Regions from separate parts of the Homo sapiens genome. Here region 1 is linked to region 2. Evidence: chromatin loops called from intact Hi-C (ENCODE). Cell type or tissue: dorsolateral prefrontal cortex. All regions are shown on one strand. Each heading gives the region's core, and the rest is flanking DNA. Links, peaks and the distances in the headings are about the cores only. Region 1 overlaps MIR100HG (mir-100-let-7a-2-mir-125b-1 cluster host gene). Region 2 has its middle 60 kb from the start of SC5D.

Region 1 (8,814 bases), core at 1,227-6,226, 970 kb after region 2:
TTACAGAAAGCTGACTTGGATAATTTAAATGCCTCCCCACCTTTTTTTTTTTTTTTTTTTTGATTGGTACAAAGACAGAGTTTTGACTGAAATAAGCAGAGGGAGATACCTGTCTCAGTTCACCTTCTTTGGCAGTGCCAGAAACTGATTCAAATGGAAAGAATGAAAACTGAAGCAGCTCATTTACCAGGAGTGTGCTAGGTATTGAAAATAAGAGAGTTTTCAATTCTGAAAAGCAGGTCAATTTAACTAAACAGTACTGTCAAAAGAAGATCACTTCCCCTATCTAAAATACAGTGAGGAAGGGGCTGTACCACAATGATAGAAAAACTTGCCAGTGTATACTTCCTGCTGCAGTTTTGATGAGCCACTGGCATGGCACACAGCTAACTAGTCCCACAAGGCCACCAAGCTCCACTGTCCATGCAAGGGCATTTCTGGGAGTGCATAGGGAGTAATGGGTAGTGGCTGGAAATGCAGTCTTTAGTGTAAGCTGATCAAAGCTTGAGTCTAGCAATGCCAATAACTAACCAGCTGTGTGATCTTGAGTAATTTCCCTAACCTCTCTGAGCTTCAGGGTCATCACCTGTAACATGGGCATAATAATTTTATTCACTTCATAAGGTTGTTGCAACAACTAAATAACAAAATGCATATGTACTATATGTGGGCCTGATTCATGCATAGAATTCAATTAAATATTAGACTGTGTTCAGAGGCAGTATGGTGAATGCAAGTGGTAGAACTAAACCTGGATTCAAACACCAGCTCTACTACTTGTTTATTCTATGGCTTCATCCCTCTATGCCTCCTCTAGAAAATGTCCATATTAATACAGTGACATCTATTCCATAAGACTGTTGTGAAGATTAAGTGAAATAATATGCACAGGCACTTGATAGTGCCTATCTCTGTAAAGACTGGCTGTAGTTATTGCTATCATTTTAGTATCCAGAATGTAAAGCTAAAAATCCTCAGGCCAAAAGTCAATAAGAAACTGAAAACATGAAATAAGGGAAAATTTCTTTTCCTTTGGAAATCTACTATATAAGTAAAGCTGATTTTCTGAGTTGGTTTTCCCCTCTCTAATGGAAAATCCACATTGCAATAAAATGGATTCCTGTGGCAATGCTAGAGGCATCCAGCATGTAATCACAGACAAGGCAGCACCTCTAAAACAGCTGGGATGACACTTGCAAGGCTCTGCTGAGTTCATTCAGAGGCCACAGGATGTCTTTTCTCCAGACTGTGACAGCAGGCATTCTCTCTCAATGCTTTCTTGGGAATCCTGTGGGTGATTTCAGAGCCAGCAGCCAGGAAACATCTCTGGCTATGATAAGAATCCCAAGGAGACCTTAGGTGTCCTGATTCCTAGGGCCATGCAGCTCTACCCACTCAAGATTTTAGTTTTAAATCCTTTCATCCATCCATCAAGCATTTATTTTTTAGTATCTAGGCTAGGGGCTAAGTGTGGAGTGGTGAACAAAACAAATTAGGGGCCGGGTGTGGTGGCTCATGCCTGTAATCCCAGCACTTTGGGAGGCCAAAAAGGTGGGCGGATCACTCGAGGCTAGGAGTTTGAGACCAACCTGGGCAATATGTTGAAACCCTGTCTCTACTAAAAATACAAAAATTAGCCAGGTGTAGTGGAGGATGCATGTAATCCCAGCTACTAGGAAGGAGGAGGCACAAGAATCACTCGAACCCAGGAGGCGGAGATTTCAGTGAGCCAAGATCGCACCACTTTAGTCCAGCCTGGGCGACAGAGTGAGATTCTGTCTCAAAAAGCAAAGCAAAACAAAAAACAAATTAGGTCCTTGACTCATAGAACTTACATTCTAGTGGGAGAGTCAAACATGAATCAGGTAAGTGCACAGGTTAACATATAATTGCAAATTGTGATATAAGTACTGCAACTGAAAAGAAGAGGAATGATTATGTCTATCTGTAGGGGAAGAATTCCCCAAAGAAGGGGCATTTAAGCTTATATGAAGCATGAAGCCAAGTGTGGTGACTCATGCCTGTAATTCCAGCATGTTGGGGGGCCAAGGCAGGAGGATCATTTGAGGCCAGGAGTTCAAGACCAGCCTGGCCAACAAGCGAAACCCTGTCTCTACTAAAAATACAAAAATTAGCCAGGCGTGGTGGCAAGCACCTGTAGTCCCAGGTGCTTGGGAGGCTGAGGTATGAGATTCGCTTGAACCCAGGAAGTGGAGGTTGCAGTGAGCCCACATCTCACCATTGCACTCCAGCCTGGGCAACAGAGCAATACTCTGTCTCAAATAAATAAATAAACAAATATGAAGCATGAGATATAAGGAGCGCCACCAGCTTTGAGTATAAAATCTTCATGAACATTGGCTTGGAGAAAGCTGCCACCAGGTTGAAGAAATTACCAATACTGCCCACCGGAAGTTACACGGCCACTGGTGAGCACCACGCTAGACGACCAGAGATCCCTGGGTATCTGAGCTTGCCAGTTCTTCATTAAAGGAGGCAAAGGTGAGGCAAATACCAGTTTAGTCCTGCCCACCACGAGGAAGGAAGGCAAAGTGTGTAGTCATGAATCCTTTTCTGTGGGCTTATTCCTCCTTCAGCACCTAATATGTATGTCTCATAAAAGGGGTGCTTATTGGAGAATGACTAGCACAAAGCTCTGTCAGTATAAATCACAGAAGCTTTGATCATTGCTGAAGGTGGAGGATATGGGTTATAAGGTGGGCAGGATGGTCCCTACAACCTGCATAGGAGCAGTCTCCAGGGAGAGAAAGGAATGAAATCTCAATTCCTGTATAAGCTACACAGACATTAAGATGTTTCTCCCAAGCCCTCTATTTTCTACCAGTTTAAATCCAGCACATTCCTCAGAAGCCAATTCAAGACTGGCCTCATTCCATGAAACTTCCCTACATCCCAGAGCATGTCGTCTGCCCCCACAGTATCATCCTTCCACTGCACTGTGCTGTATTGTTCTCAAGTCACTCAGTGAATTATTTTCTTGCCCACTCAATAAGATGATATACTCCTCAAGGACTAGGACTATTCCTTTAGTTCTTTTGTATTCCCCACAGTGCTGTGCTTAGTATTGTGCCCACTCTAGGCACTTAACATATCAATGCCTGTTGGGTAAATGAATGGTTTAATTAATCCATATATCTGTAAGATTTCAGTAGGTGGGGAAAATAAAAAGAAGTGGCTCTGAGTATAACAAAATTGAGCCATCCCTGGCTGGGGCTGGACAGTTATCTTTAGGAGAGTGTTTAATACTGTATATTGGTTCTTATTTAAACAGAGGGCTTAGGGTCCTATATCTGGAGATTTTCATCTGTCTAGGGTAATTGAAGGGCACCTCTGCCTGGCAATAAGCGATGGTCTAGGAAGACCTTTCAAAGCCCTTTCCATTTCTAATTCTGATTCTGTAGATTAGGATGTGTTACCATCTCAGTCCAGAGAGTACATGGTGTGAATGTTAGCCAGTCCTTACAACAGTCCCTGAACCATCTCCTGCAAAGATCTCTAGAAACTCCAGACCCCTTTGTGAGCTCTGGAATGGGAGATGCACCCCAGCCCCCACCAAATAAAAGCATATTCCAGGGGCCACCAGAGTGCAGCCATTGGTTTAGCCTCATTAATGCTGGGCTTCTATGAAAGAGTGGGGAAGAAAGAGGATTGTTGCATAAAACTATTTGTCTAAAAATGAAACAAGGAAGATTCAGCCCAGAGTGCAGTGCTGCTTTACTTCCTTCCTGTTTTAATGGAGGTACAGCATGAGGTAATCTTTTAAGAAAGTCTTAACGGGTTGGAGTAATTTTATTGTACGTTTATTATTATTCTCATTTAGAAGACTCAGCTATTTTATTCCCAGTTAGGATTAAAGGGATCCTTTCTATTTACTTCTAACAAGCTTTAATATAAAACATAGGAACATAAAACTTGCCTCTCTAAAGGCGCCAATAGCCCATCAAATCTGATGTCACTGGTTCAGAAGACACTGAAACAAAAGGCCAGTCTCTGCCAAGCCAGGCATCTCACACAGCCCAGCAGCAGCAAGGCTGCCGGACAGGAAGGTCTGAGCCTCCACGCATAAAGCATCCATCACTCCCTGGACTCACCCCAGCACAAAGGACTCGGTTTTCTCCCATTAGGCAGCACGGTATGCCCTCTTACAGACCCCTTGTCACACTCTATGACCTCCTCAGTTGGTGTGGTCTTTGTTTCCCGCTCTTATTTTAAAATAACTCAGCTGGCATAGCATTGAAGCCCAGCCAAGTTTTTAATTTAAAAGTTGCCACTCTCTTGAAAGCCTTGGGTGAGTTTGCTGCTAGGCAGGTGCCATGCTTTAAAGCTATAAGAAGGCATTGTTTTTGTAAGTATTGTCTACCTGTAGAATTGCTTGGAATTATTTTGCTCACTTTGGCTTTTCTAGTCTCACTTGGCACCTTCTCCAGTCTGTCTGGCCCCCTCAACCCTAAAACCCCAGTTGGAGTTCAGTGAAATCAATTCACCAATGAAGGAAGAAAGTATTTAGAGACACAGAGTTCCCCCACGCAGCAGTCACTGGCAGCATAAATCACAGGAAACTATAGGAAGGGGCAGCAAAAACCCAGTGAGCTTAGTGCATTATGCATTCAGCCTGGAATAATGACCTCTAATTTATTTTAGCTACGTTGCTCTTGGGGAGGGATGCCCTAATCTCACTCTGAAGATTTCAGAATATTTTTCAGTTGTTCTTCTTGCCTTTAAACCCAGGAATATGGCTTATTCTCTATCTGTGGAGTAGTTAATCTACTCAGACATTTCCCCCTACATTACCATCTGCTCTACCTTGAATTTTTTACCTCTTCACACTACCCCAGCCTTAGCCTGCTCTGCTGGCTCATTCAGAGATCTTTAATTTCTCCTCTGCCTTTATGTCTGGTTGCTTATGTTTTGGAGCAGACAATAGAGGTGATATAGGCCATTATTCATGAGTAGCTTCAAGGGTAACGTGAGAAATGCCTCATCTCCTGACCTCTTTTAGCATAAGAATTGCTGATAAAATTCTGAACTGAAAAGAAAAGTTCTTCTAAGAAAAAATATTAGAGAGCTACTCACTCTGGAGCAGCTTCCTGGAGAAAAGACCTGAGGTGGGGAGGGCATCCATAAAAATTTTTAAAAATAAAAATGTTGCACACAAAGGAAAATATTGATTATAATTGACATCACCAGTTTATTACAATCCATGACAGCATCTGGGAATGGCAATGTAAATTCAAAAGAACTAAAACATCATGACAGCCAACAGTTGAATGGGACTATCTCCAAACCTAATAGACTAGGGGTCTCTCATAGGAAGCTGAGTGGGCCCTTTTGGTTTCCCTCTCCTCACCTTCATTCCATCAGCCTCAGGTGAGCAATGGCATCGCAGAAGATACGCAGTAGGAGAAGGAAACTCAACTACCTACCAGCAGCCCCATCACTCTCTACACACTCTGGAGTTGCCAGTAAGAGAAATGTGCAGCCCCAGTGAAATGCCCAAAACTGTGGTTCTTAGAGGAACTTTATTCAACAATTACCATTTGTGTGGTAAAATCCTCTGGTCTCTGCAGACACAGACAAAACTAAGCAATTTCTCACTGCCCATTCTCCCTGTGACATCTTTTCCACAGCTGACGCTTCAACTCTCCACTTCACTGATATTGCTCATTTATATTCTCTTTGCCATCCCAAGTCTCTCTCCAGAATAGCAAATACTTCCAAGACTTTTGCCAATGGCCCCCAGAAACTAAAATTCAACATAGCTAAACAGAACTCCTCATCAGTACTTAACCCTATATGGCTGGTGTTGTTGATAGCCAACCATTCACCCAGTCACCAGAGCCAGAAACCTGGGAGTCACCCCAACTCCTTCTTTCTAAATGGCTCTCCCCTCCCAATAACCAACCCTGCCAAATATATCCAAAAGATCTCACCAATCTGAGTTGCTTTTCCAGTGCCTTTGCTGTAGTCTTAATGTGTGTCTTCAGTTTCTCTTGCCTAGATGATGGTAGCACCTAAAACCAGCTTCCAGTAATCACACTCTCCAAGCCTTTTCTACATAAACAACAAAGTGCTCTCTTTTTAAAAAAAAAATCAGCATGTCATTTTATGTTTGAAATCATGCAATGTTACTCCGTTGCTTTCAAGACAAATAAATGTTCATCCCTTTGGCGTGGCATACAGATTTCTTCACAATCTGACTCCAGCCCACTTCCTTCAACTCAACTTCTGCCAAAGCCTCAGATTCTCACTGTGCTTTAGCTATGTGGAAACACTTGCATTCCCTGGATGTTCTCTCACAATTCTTTACACTCTATGCACCATTCCCTCTATTCGTCCTGTCCTTCCTTCCTCTGGCCTTTTGTCTAGGTAATGCCAACTCATCAGTCAGAACCCAGTTCAAGGATAACTTTGCCAAACTCCCCTGGCACTTGAGTGCTTCCTTACTTGTGCACACCAAAGCACCTTGCTTTCATTATTCACCTGAAAAAAAATTGTTAAATGCTTGTACATTGTTTATTTTTTATACATCTGACTTACCCACTACGTGTGAGCTCTCCAAGTGCAAACACTATACCACTCATATTCCAGTTTCCCTCATGTCTAACACAGTGCTTAGCCCAGAGTAGGTGCCTATAAGAACATATTAAATGAAAATACTTGTCATATATAGACCCAGGGTTAAAGCCAACGTTCCATCCTTCCCTCGAAGAAATTCTCTTTCTGGTCTCCCACCCAGATCTTGGAAAACAGCACAGTGTATGACTTTGAGCATTAACCTGAGTTAGAGCACCTACGTCCTAGGCCAGGTCTGTCATCAGGAATGTGTGAGATCTGGAGCAAAGCACCAAATAAACAGCCAACATATGTTCAACATTGATTATGTGACAGATTCCCTGCTAAGCATGCTACATGCATGATCTTTTTTCCTCACAGCTACCTGAGGCGACAGATGTTAATATCATGCACATTTTACAGGTGACGAATTTAAGTAACTCAAACTCATGTTTGATGCCACCTCCCTTCATCTGGGTTATGGAGAGATCAAATGAGACTTGGTGTGTAACACAGCTCTGTAAGCTATACAGATCTACACAAACATAAGTCACCATAATTATAGAAAGCAACAAAGATTGTCTAAGTGTAATTGAAGCTTTGTGATTATAGTGAAAAATAAGATGTAAAGATTTAAGCCGGGTGCAGTGGCTCATGCTTGTGATTCCAGCACTTTGGGAGGCCGAGAGAGGCACATCACTTGACCCTAAGAGTTCAAGACCAGCCTAGGCAACATGGCGAAATTCTGTCTCTACAAAACATACACAAATTAGCTGGGCGTGGTGGCCTGCACCTGTAGTCCCAGCTACTTGGGAGGCTGATGTGGGAGGATTGCTTGAGCCGGAGAGGTTGAGGCTGAGTGAGCTGAGATGACATCACTGCACTCCAGCCTGGATGACAGAGCAACACCTTGTCTAAAATATATATATATATACTTGTTTTTAGACCTTGGCTAAAAATAAATAAAGATTTGAGACAGAGCAAGACCCTGTCTGAAAAAAAAAGATACAAAGATGTTATAAAGATATTAAGATCCATCATCTTACACAACTGAATTCAGATGACTCAGCTGAAATAAGCCCCCAAATCAGGGATATATTGTAAAATCATAGGCGTAGGAACTCAATGTGTCCAAACCCTTCTCGTTTTGCAATGGAGAAAAAGCTACACCCAGAAGCCGCACAGCTAATCTGTAGAAACCCAGGACTCCTTAGTCAAAAACCACACTATTTGCCCCAGTAGAAATAGAATATGAGGTTCAGAGAGTGGGACTGATAGAGCTGAGTGTCCAAGTCAGAGAGCGCCTGAGTGTTTCAGAGCCAACATTGAGCTCAATACATGTTCCTGACGTCTCTCCTCCCAGACGTTGTGAATGAACACATCTGTCCTTACCAGGCATCCAACTAGTACCACATCCAACAGCCCCAACATATAAAAAAACAGAAACGACATGTGTCCAGGAAATTGAGTTTAATGAAAAGCATTAGGATGTAATAGAAAGAGTAAAGACTTTTGAACCAAAAGATGTGGGTGGAAATCCTAACTCTACCACTTACTGACTCTTTGGTAATTGAGCAAACCACTTTTCTGAGCCTTGACTTCCTCATCTCTAAAATGAACAAAATGATACCCCTTTATTGAGGGAATAAAATATTTGCCCCTGTGTTCAGTACCTTTTGGCTTCTCTTCTATTCATTAAGGTGTGTTGATGTAATACATGAGCCTTGGCCAATTTGCCAAGCCACAATATAATTTCATTTTTCTACTTTTAGGAAGTGACAATGTTTGTCTGGTATAACTACATAAAAATGTAGACACATCAAAGACATTAAATATGTTTCTCCTTTTTCTTGTCACAAGTATCAAGTCTACATTCAGCCAACATGAGTGCCAAGAACACCCTTATTGAATGATAGATTTAGTGTGTGGTTTAGTGATGCTAAGTTCTCCTGCGTGACTCTCAGCAGTCTAAAAAGAATGATCAAATGTGGGGAAGAAAAATTAACACCAGCTTAATACACTTTCATGCCATATCCTACTGCAGGTAGTGAATAAGAGTCTGGGCTCTGAAATCAAAACAACATGGGTTCAAATTTCACTCCAGTATATACTAGCTGTCTGGTCTTGGGCAAGTTACTTCTCTTTAGTTGTGGAATTTTCTTACCGGTAGAATGGGCAGAATAATAGCACCTACTTTATAAACATACGATGAGAGTTAAATTAATGGATGTAAAGGAGTTA
Region 2 (8,814 bases), core at 1,291-6,290:
CTCCACCTTTGGCTCTGCTCCTCTCTCTGTAAATGATTTATTTTTTTCTATCTGAAGACCAGCTTTCTTGGTGCATCAATTACTTGGTGGAAATGGTTTCCATGTTAACATGTTAAGGTCCAGCCATTAACCTTGTCTCAGTGCCAATTCCTAATTCCTAGGAAGGGACTGTGGTCCAGCTTCAGCCGAGAGCTCAGCTCTGCACCAGTAGGTGTAGTGAGGTGGGGTGAGGAAGGAGTGGGCACAGCACAAGGCTGGCACATAGCTGCCAAGAGTCGCCTCCATAATTGTAAATGGCAGTGTCAAGGAAAATGGGCTAGCTGGACAAATAAACCTAAAGGTATCTTTGACCATGATGCTCTAATAAGTTTCTCTATTAGAAATGAGCCACGCATGTGCAATAGTAATGTCAAGAGAAGAATGAAAATAGACCTATTAAATAATTGATCTTTTCTGGTTCTCTATAGGATTCATAGACGGACTTAGGGACAAATCCTAATGACTGGCCCCACCCTGGACTTGGGATTGCTCCTCTCCCGCTGCTCTCTCCCTCAGGATAAGTTCTCCGGCAGGACACCCCTCAGTCCTTTAAGCAAATAGGCTGCTATTAACACCAATAAGCCATAGTGCAAAGGGAGTGAAGATCGTGTAGACCAGGGGTCCCAACCCCCAGGCCATAGACAAATACGCATCTGTGGCCTGTTAGGAACGGGGCTGCACAGCAGGAAGTGAGCGGTGCATGAACGAGCATTTCCACCTGAGCCCCGCCTCTTGTCAGATCAGCAGCAGCATTAGATTCTCATAGGAGCGTGAACCCTATGGTGAACTGCACATGCGAGGAATCTAGGTTGCACGCTCCTTATGAGAATCTAACTATTGCCTGATGATCTGAGGTGGAGCAGTTTCATCCTGAAACCATCCCCCGTCGCATCCGTGGAAAAACTGTCTTCCATGAAACTGGCCTCTAGTGCTAAAAAGGTTGGGGACTACTGATGTAGACCACTGAGTGGGGCCCTATAATTGGAGTTGAAGAAGGAGGAGTTGGGTTAAAGGTAGGAAATGGATCTTGGAACTCAGAGGATAATTTCTAAAGAGGATGGGTTAATTGCCAGATGCATCCTCCCCACTTCATTCTAGAGAATACAGTGTTGGGTGTAAGAAACACAAGTTATTGTATAGAATGATGTGGGGTCAAATCCTGACCCCACATTAACATTAAGGCTTGGGCAAGTTACTTAACCTTTCTAAAGCACAGTTTACCCATCTGAGATGTGGTCACACTAGTTAGTACCTTCCTCATGGAGCTGTCAAGAATTGAATGAGATCATCCATGACAAGTGCCCAGCACAGTGTCTGGCTCAATATTCATCAGCAGCTGTGGGCGTTACAGCCAGGTTTGACATATCACCTCTTACTGGCTTCTCTGGAGCCCTACCACTATTTTTTTCTATGACTTTATTTTCTGTAGCACAGAAGATATTATTCCATAAAAGAAATCCTCAGATCTCAGGTACAGTTCTGTTTTAATAGAAGGTGCTCCCCCTGGCCCCTAACATTAGGGTTAGGAGGAAAACCACCAGCCCATAAGTTAGCTTTCCCATAAAGCTGTAAATACCATGGAGTCTTACAGTCTGTGACTTTGGCTTCTCTACAGCTGAGCTGGGTATACAGGATTAGGGAAGAAGTTTAGGATGCTTTGGAGAGAAAACAGAGGAAAGCAAAATATTATTAGCACTCTAGTAAATCAATCACAGATGGCCTTCAGAAATTAACCCAAAAGCAGAATGCTCATTTTCAGAGAGTGCCTGCCTTCTTGAAATAATCTGGAAAAGTCCCAAGAACATCTCTCATGTAAAAGTGATTCAATATTCACTGCTTCAGCTGGAAATGTACAAAACAAAAACAAAAAAAGTCTTTGTTCTTTCCATCTTTGCTGCTCCCATTTTCTCTGACAATTGTAGATAGGGAAATAGCACATAATGACTCCATTGGATGTGGACGAGGGGATCCATTTCCCATCCTGGGAAAGGGGCTGGTCCCCTAGGAGCTGAGCTTCTGTGCAGGAAGCTGCAGCAGGTAGGATTTGTCTCCCTGGGTCCAGGATGTGACTGTCACCCAGAGGGCACCTGAACTGCCCCAACTCTGCTTCCTCCTGTAGCCAGTGGTCTTTTTCCACTGAAGAGTTGTTTATTGCGTAATTAATGAAAGGTAATGGCCCTTGCAGATACTTTACCAGGGAGTTCAAAATTTAAACTCATGCTGCTGATTAAGATGGACTCTCCTCCTCCACTCTTAATTACCCAGCTCTGTAAAACACTTTTAACACTCACGGGGCCTCCAAGAGTATCCTGGGTTGTTAATCTTGGCATCAGCAGACTCTACTCTCAACCAACATCCCTACAAAAATGCCACAAAAGGGCCTACCCAGGGGGAAGGGAAGCAGGCATTAATTTTTCCCTTTCTCCCTGTTACCTACTTTCTCCTAGGAGGAGAAGCTCAGGCAACAATTCCTGGTTGGCTGGCCAGAGCCCCAAGCTTTGCTTCTGCTCTGAACTTCCAGCACATGGTTAAAAATCATAGCTAATGCTTCACGGAAATAAATATTTCAAAACCACGTGCTTTCTGGCCTGCCAGATGGCTGCCTTTCACACTTCCAACTGTGTCAGACTCCAAGAAACTCAGTGACTCAAATTTTGTGGTGGGTTTTATGATCCTAGAATAGGGGTTGGCGTGGTGGATAGGTAATAGAAGGAGGGTTTTTCTAAATTAAAAGAAAAATTAATGGAGTGAGTCCTACCTGCTTTGCTCGAGTAGCATAGCCTAGTCATATGAATACTGTTCACAGGTAATTTGGCAGCAAAAATCCCAGTTAGTCAACATAGTCAGCAAAGTTCTGCTCATCTTTTATTTACCTCGCCCCCACTGCCTCCGCCCCCACCTCCAATCCAGCTTAGTCACCCCGTCTTCTCTTGCTCCCTGCATGGACAGACTCGGACAACACATCCTCTGGATGGGTCAACACACTTAGAGAAGTGCGTGCATGTTAGATACAGACGCACAAAAACCCCAAGTAGGACTGAGAGGCAGAGTCCTCTGAATCCTTTTACATTTTCTGTCTTGATTTCTCACAGGTCCATCCCGACTGTTTTTCAGGTGTTGCAGACGCATCAGGATAGTAGGTCACTTAAGTCTCTTGTTGCCTGATGTGTATTATTATTATCATTAGTAGTAGTATTCTTATTATATAAGTTCTCTCTCTATATATATACTCATTAAAGAAAAATTAGAAGGTAACAATAAAGAAGCCAAAATTCAAAACATACATATTCACACAAACCACCCTGAATCATATAGCACAGAGAAAACCACTACTAACATTTTAGCATCATTCTCTCATGCTTGCTTTGTATATAACTACATAGACACATATATGTATTCATAATATATTTCATGACACCAGGTTCATGCTCTATGTACTGTTTTCAAACTTGCTTTTTTCATTTAACAATGTATTGTGGGCCTCTTTCCAAGAATGTACAAGCCCTTCTGCACTCGTGTGTGTGCACACACACAGCATCAGGATCACTTGCAAACAGAAGGAGTTTCTTCCCCCAAAGATGCCCGCATATGTCAAAAAGCTTGGTGTCATGGGTGAGCATAACTAACGAATAAGAGCACAAGGATGTCAGTGTGCCCTGACGCTGGCAGATGCTCCCAGTCTCAGCTCGGATCTGCTCTGGTTATAAGGGTGGGTTAGGAGGGGGAGGCTGGTGACCCCAGTACAGGCGGCATGAAAAGAGGCTGAGCTCAGGCACTCTGTGTGTGTATGAGGACAGGGGAGATTGACACAAAAGCTCTGGGAGTGATTCCAAAGCAGAGGTCCTCGTTCTCACCTATACTTAGACAAGGCCTAATGTCCAACATCAAAACATAAATCAACACAGCTGTGGATGCTGCCTCCCTTCCTAATTAGCATGAGAAATGTCATGTCCTTGGCAGCTCCCACTGCCTCTCTCTCAGTCCATAAAGCCAGTTGAGAGAGTTTTAGCAGCTGGGAGCCTCTTGTAGCCCTGCCAACCAGCCTTTCCCCAAACCCGAGGGAGCTGCCACCATCACTGCATTCTCTGCCAATAAGCCTGGCAAGAAAGCTGCTCTTCAGAAATTACTGCTTCTTAACAACCTTCTCCAGGACAACTCCTCACCTGACAGGCAACCCGAACCACAAAGGCCCTCTTGGTCTTCAGTACACCAAGTCCTCTAAAGCTCTAGCAACCAGCAGTAGCCTTTGCACAGAAACTGTAACATAAATGAGCTACACAAGTATCCTACACACAGAATATGAATTGCTCCACACAGAACATATGATACAAACATGAAGAAAGCGAATATCCTTCAATCTTGCATGTACTCATCAAGCATATTTATCAGTACCCTGGCACTGACAGCGAATGGGGCTCACTGCAATTAACTCGACCCTGGATTGGTGATTGAGACAGCTGTCAGTCCTGAGGAAGGGGCTGCTAGTTTCCCTCCACGTCTCATTCTCATTTAACCACCATCTCCCTCCTTCCATTCCTTTCACCCAACCCGTGACCAATCTCAGTGCAAATTATGCACCCTTACCGAACACTACATTGCAGGCCATTTGAGCACTCACAGCTGGACTCACCATCTGCATCTACCCACTCCAGTGGCTCAAACCTACTTACCTTCTAGGCTTTTTTTTTTTTTTTTTTTTTTTTTGAGACAGTGTCTCACTCTATCACCCAGGCTGGAGGGCACTGGTACAATCTTGGATCACTGTAACCTCTGCCTCCTGGGTTCAAGCAGTTCTCCTGCCTCAGCCTCCAGGGTAGCTGGAATTACAGGCACATGCCACCATGCCAGGCTAATTTTTGTATTTTTAGTAGAGGCAGGGTTTTGCCATGTTGGCCAGGCTGGTCTCGAACTCTTGACCTCAGGTGATCCACCCACCTCAGCCTCCCAAAGTGCTGGGAGTACAGGCATGAGCCACGGTGCTGGGCCAGTTTTTTAAATTTCAATTAAATACACTGCCCCAAACGTATTCATCCAAGTAAGAGCCCTAAGATTTTGCAAAAGGCCCTCTGCTCCTATCTTTCCTATTTCGATTCTATTGCAAACTCTGATTCATTCTAACTCTTTAAAATTTGTTTTTAAAAAAGTCAATGGATCTATGTTGTCCTTCTCAAGCCCAATTCTTCATTAGTTTCTACCCAAGTGAAGTTAACTTTGGCAGATCTAGTTGTATCTGTCCTACACACTTGCTATTCCTTCTTTTGGTAACTGCACCAGTTTATCTTTTAGGGAAGTGCCCTTCCTCCATTTCCTGAGGAAACTGATGGTCAAGATACACCTGCTGCCCCAGTCCACAGGAGTGGCCACATAACCATGGCCTGGACAATCATAGTGCCCAAAACTCTTGTCCATTGGGAGACATGTTCTACACAGAGCCCATCAGAGTGCTCCCATGAAATTTGATATAAGGATTCTGGGAAAAAGAGGGTCTCTTTTACTTCCGAACCAAAAGTTATATAGCTCTTGTTATTAAAAATATAGACTTGAGGTTTCCAGCAACCATCCTTCCTGCCATTGGACATAATCTGTCTGTGGTATTAGAGAACATAACACATAAAGAAAAGAGAAAACTAGCAGAGTCAAGAAATGGAGAGACACTTGATGTCCTTGTTTGAGCTCCTGGATCCAGCTGTGCCTGAAGCCTTTGCACTCTATTATGTGACTGTGTCTCTCTCCCCAGAAATTTAGCTTAGCTAGTTTAAGTTGGTTTTTGTGTGTGTGTGAATTGTAACTGGAATATTGACAAATACCCCTCTAGATGGTTTTCTTGCTTCTAGTCTCACCCTGCTTTCTTCAGTCTGTCTCCCTGACAGAGTAAACTTCATAAAATACATCATGATTTATAAAATATATATATAGATAACATGCAAACAAGAGTGTTATTTCCTTGTTTAAGAAGCATCAGTGACTCCACATGACCTACAGGATTAAGTCCAAACTCCTTATCATGACATGTTAGGCTCCTGTGCTCTAGTGGCTATTTCTCCATTCTCACTTTTAATCATTACCTCTCTTGTCCTCTTCATGCTCCTAAACACTGTCACCATCTCATCCTCTAGCTTCGCAAACATTCTTGTCATTTCTTTAGCTTGACTTGCTGTTTCCATATTGTTTTTCCCTCATCATTGTTTTTTGTCTGCCAGGTGAACTCATAACCATCCTTTGGACCCCAGCTCAAGAGATGCTGACTTCTTCAGGTAGAGTTGGTGAATCTCTCCTTTGTGCCCCACTATATCCTATACAGACCTTTATTGTAGTATATGTGATGGCTTATTTACATGACAATCTCAACCACTGGACAAAAGCTTATTTGGGGTCAAAGCTCACATCTTGACTTTGAGCTCCCAGCACTTAGCACAGTGCCTAATATAGTAGGCACACAGTAAATATTTGATAAATGAGTGATTGAGCAAATGAGTTAATAAAAGCCCTAAAGAGTATACCCTGAGGATAGCATGGCTCAGAGAGGTTATGCCAACAATCACATTTAAACACATCTAGGACAAGCAGGCTTGACTAGTTACCTGTTTATCTCTCTCCATCCTCATTTCTATCTCCATCTTATCACTGTGCTGTTCCAAACTGGAAGACATGGATAACTGATGAAGTAAAATTCAAGTTTTTCTCCCTGTGATATTGTGAAATATATATTTGGTCTTCATCCCCATTTCCTGGCATACAACTCCTAAATACTCCTAATCTCTAAGGTGATTTTTTTGTATGCTAATAAGTTGACTGACGGCTGTCAGCCCCTATGTGTCTTCAGGATGGGATTGGTCACAGGAAAGACCAAGACATGATTAGAGGGTTGGGACTTCGAGCTCCATCCCCGAACCTCGGGGGAGGGGAGAGGGGCTGAAAGTTAAGTTGATAACCAATGGCCAATGATTTACTCAATCATAATGATGTCTCCATAAAAACACAAAGAATGGGGTTCAGAGGGCTTCCAGATCGCTAAACACTTGGAGGTTCCTGAAGGGTTGCGCCCCCAGGGAGGGCATGGAAGCTCCAGGCCCCTTCCCACATGCCTTCTCCTGTGCTTTTCTTCCATCTCTTCATCTGTTTCCTTTGTAATATCCTTTATAATAAGCCAATTTATTATAAGTGTAAGTAAAGTGTTTCCCTGAGTTCTGTGAGCTGCTCTAGCAAATTAGTCAAACCTGAGAAGGGGATAGTAGAAACCCCAATTTATAGCCTGTGAGGTTGGAAATATAGGTGACAATCTATTACTTGTAATTATAAGTGGAGACAGGCTTGTGGGACTGAGCCCTCAGCCTGTGGGACCTGATGCTATCTCCAGCTAGGTAGTATAAGAGTTGAATTGAATTAGAGGATATCCAGCTGGCATTGGTTGCAGAATCGATTGCTTGCTTGGTGTGTGGGGAAAACCCCCACACATTTGGTGTCAGAAGTGTGTTGTGAGAGTGTAGTGGAAGAAACTGTTTGCTTTTGCTGTATCCTCAGACTCCCAGATACTCCAAACATTTTAGAAAAAGTTACTTATTTGGCCTTTCCTCATTCAACATCATTCTCAGTAGGGAAGAATGGCACAGAGACATTCGGGGTTCACTAACTCTTGGCTCCATGAAGACCAAGACCCTGCATGTCTTCTTCATGATGATGTTCCCAGGTACTTAGAGGACATCTACTAAATATTTACTACATGACTGACTGGTCACATGTCCAAGTCAGAGCAGCAACAAAGGACGTCAGCTCTTTGGCTGTTTCAATGTGTCATCTTCCCCTGCCCAGACACATTATTCTATTTTTTGAAACCTGTTGACATCTATTGACTCCTCTTGGCATAAGACTTCCATTTCTCAAGCACAGTTAGAAATGTGAGGCTGAGTTCTCAGCCTCTGACTTCAGCCTGCCTTATCAGCCCTATCAGAATCTTGTGGGTCAGGCTACACGCCATGCCATGCGTGAGATCTGACATTCTTTACCCTCCTCAACCCTTCAACCCCCCCTTTTTTTTTTTTTTTTTAAGAGAAGATCTTGCTCTGTCACCCAGGCTGGAGTGCAGTGGCTGTGATCTCGGCTCACTGCAGCCTTGACCTCCCAGGCTCAAGTGAGCCTCCACCTCAGCCTCCCAAGTAGCTGAGACCACAGGGGCACAACATCATGCCTGGCCAATATTTTTATTTTTTGTAGAGATGGGGTCTCACTACGTCTCCCAGGCTGGTCCCAGACTCCTGGGCTCAAGCGATCCTCCTGCCATGGCCTCCCAGTGTTGGAATTACAGGTATGAGCCACTGCACCCGGCCCTCTTTACCTTTCTGGGTGACAACAGCTAAAGATGGATCTAATAAAGAGGCAGCTGGCATTCTGGTCAGTCTGACACTCTCTCAAAGAAGGTAAATGGGACAGAGTCTGTGCTCAAGGAAACCAAAAGAGATTCACCCTGCTGTGTGAGCATCAGCATGCACCAGCTCAGTCAGAAGCTCTAACCGGGTGCCGTGGAGAGGATCAATTTTGAGATGAACAATATATTTATATTATCCACTGGCCCTGAAGATCCTGAAGGAACTTGTGTCAAGTTGGGGGAGGCAGGGAAGGAAAAAGAATGTTTTCTATTATAGTAAATGCAAGTAAATGAAATAGTTGGGACAGGAAGGCATTAACCAGAATCTAACTTCACAAGGTCACTAAATTGAGGACTATTTAAAAAGTTAAATTGAATGAGAAGATGGGCCTTTTCTTTTCCCTGTCACTCAC

Evidence for each region. A loop is a pair of places that touch in the nucleus more often than their neighbours do. Peaks named below come from ENCODE experiments on the same cell type or tissue, not always from the same donor. Only the 100,000 strongest peaks of a DNase experiment are listed, where the experiment ranks them.
Region 1: it touches region 2 in a loop (6-fold over the local background); 1 of 110 quality-filtered maps calls a loop at or near these places.

Annotation. Positions count from the first base shown.
Region 1 is chr11:122,316,317-122,325,130 of GRCh38, forward strand. The region is part of intron 1 of MIR100HG (mir-100-let-7a-2-mir-125b-1 cluster host gene); the gene reads right to left. Among named protein-coding and RNA genes, the nearest start is that of MIR100HG, 100 kb to the right of the region's middle. In dorsolateral prefrontal cortex, for the core only: no CTCF peak of the experiment used is centred there; a DNase peak (open chromatin) is centred at 4,035; H3K4me3 peaks cover 1,000 bases; H3K27ac peaks cover 1,888 bases.
Region 2 is chr11:121,348,656-121,357,469 of GRCh38, forward strand. No RefSeq gene overlaps it. Among named protein-coding and RNA genes, the nearest start is that of SC5D, 60 kb to the left of the region's middle. In dorsolateral prefrontal cortex, for the core only: a CTCF peak has its summit at 3,942; DNase peaks (open chromatin) are centred at 3,741 and 4,066; H3K4me3 peaks cover 597 bases; H3K27ac peaks cover 2,370 bases.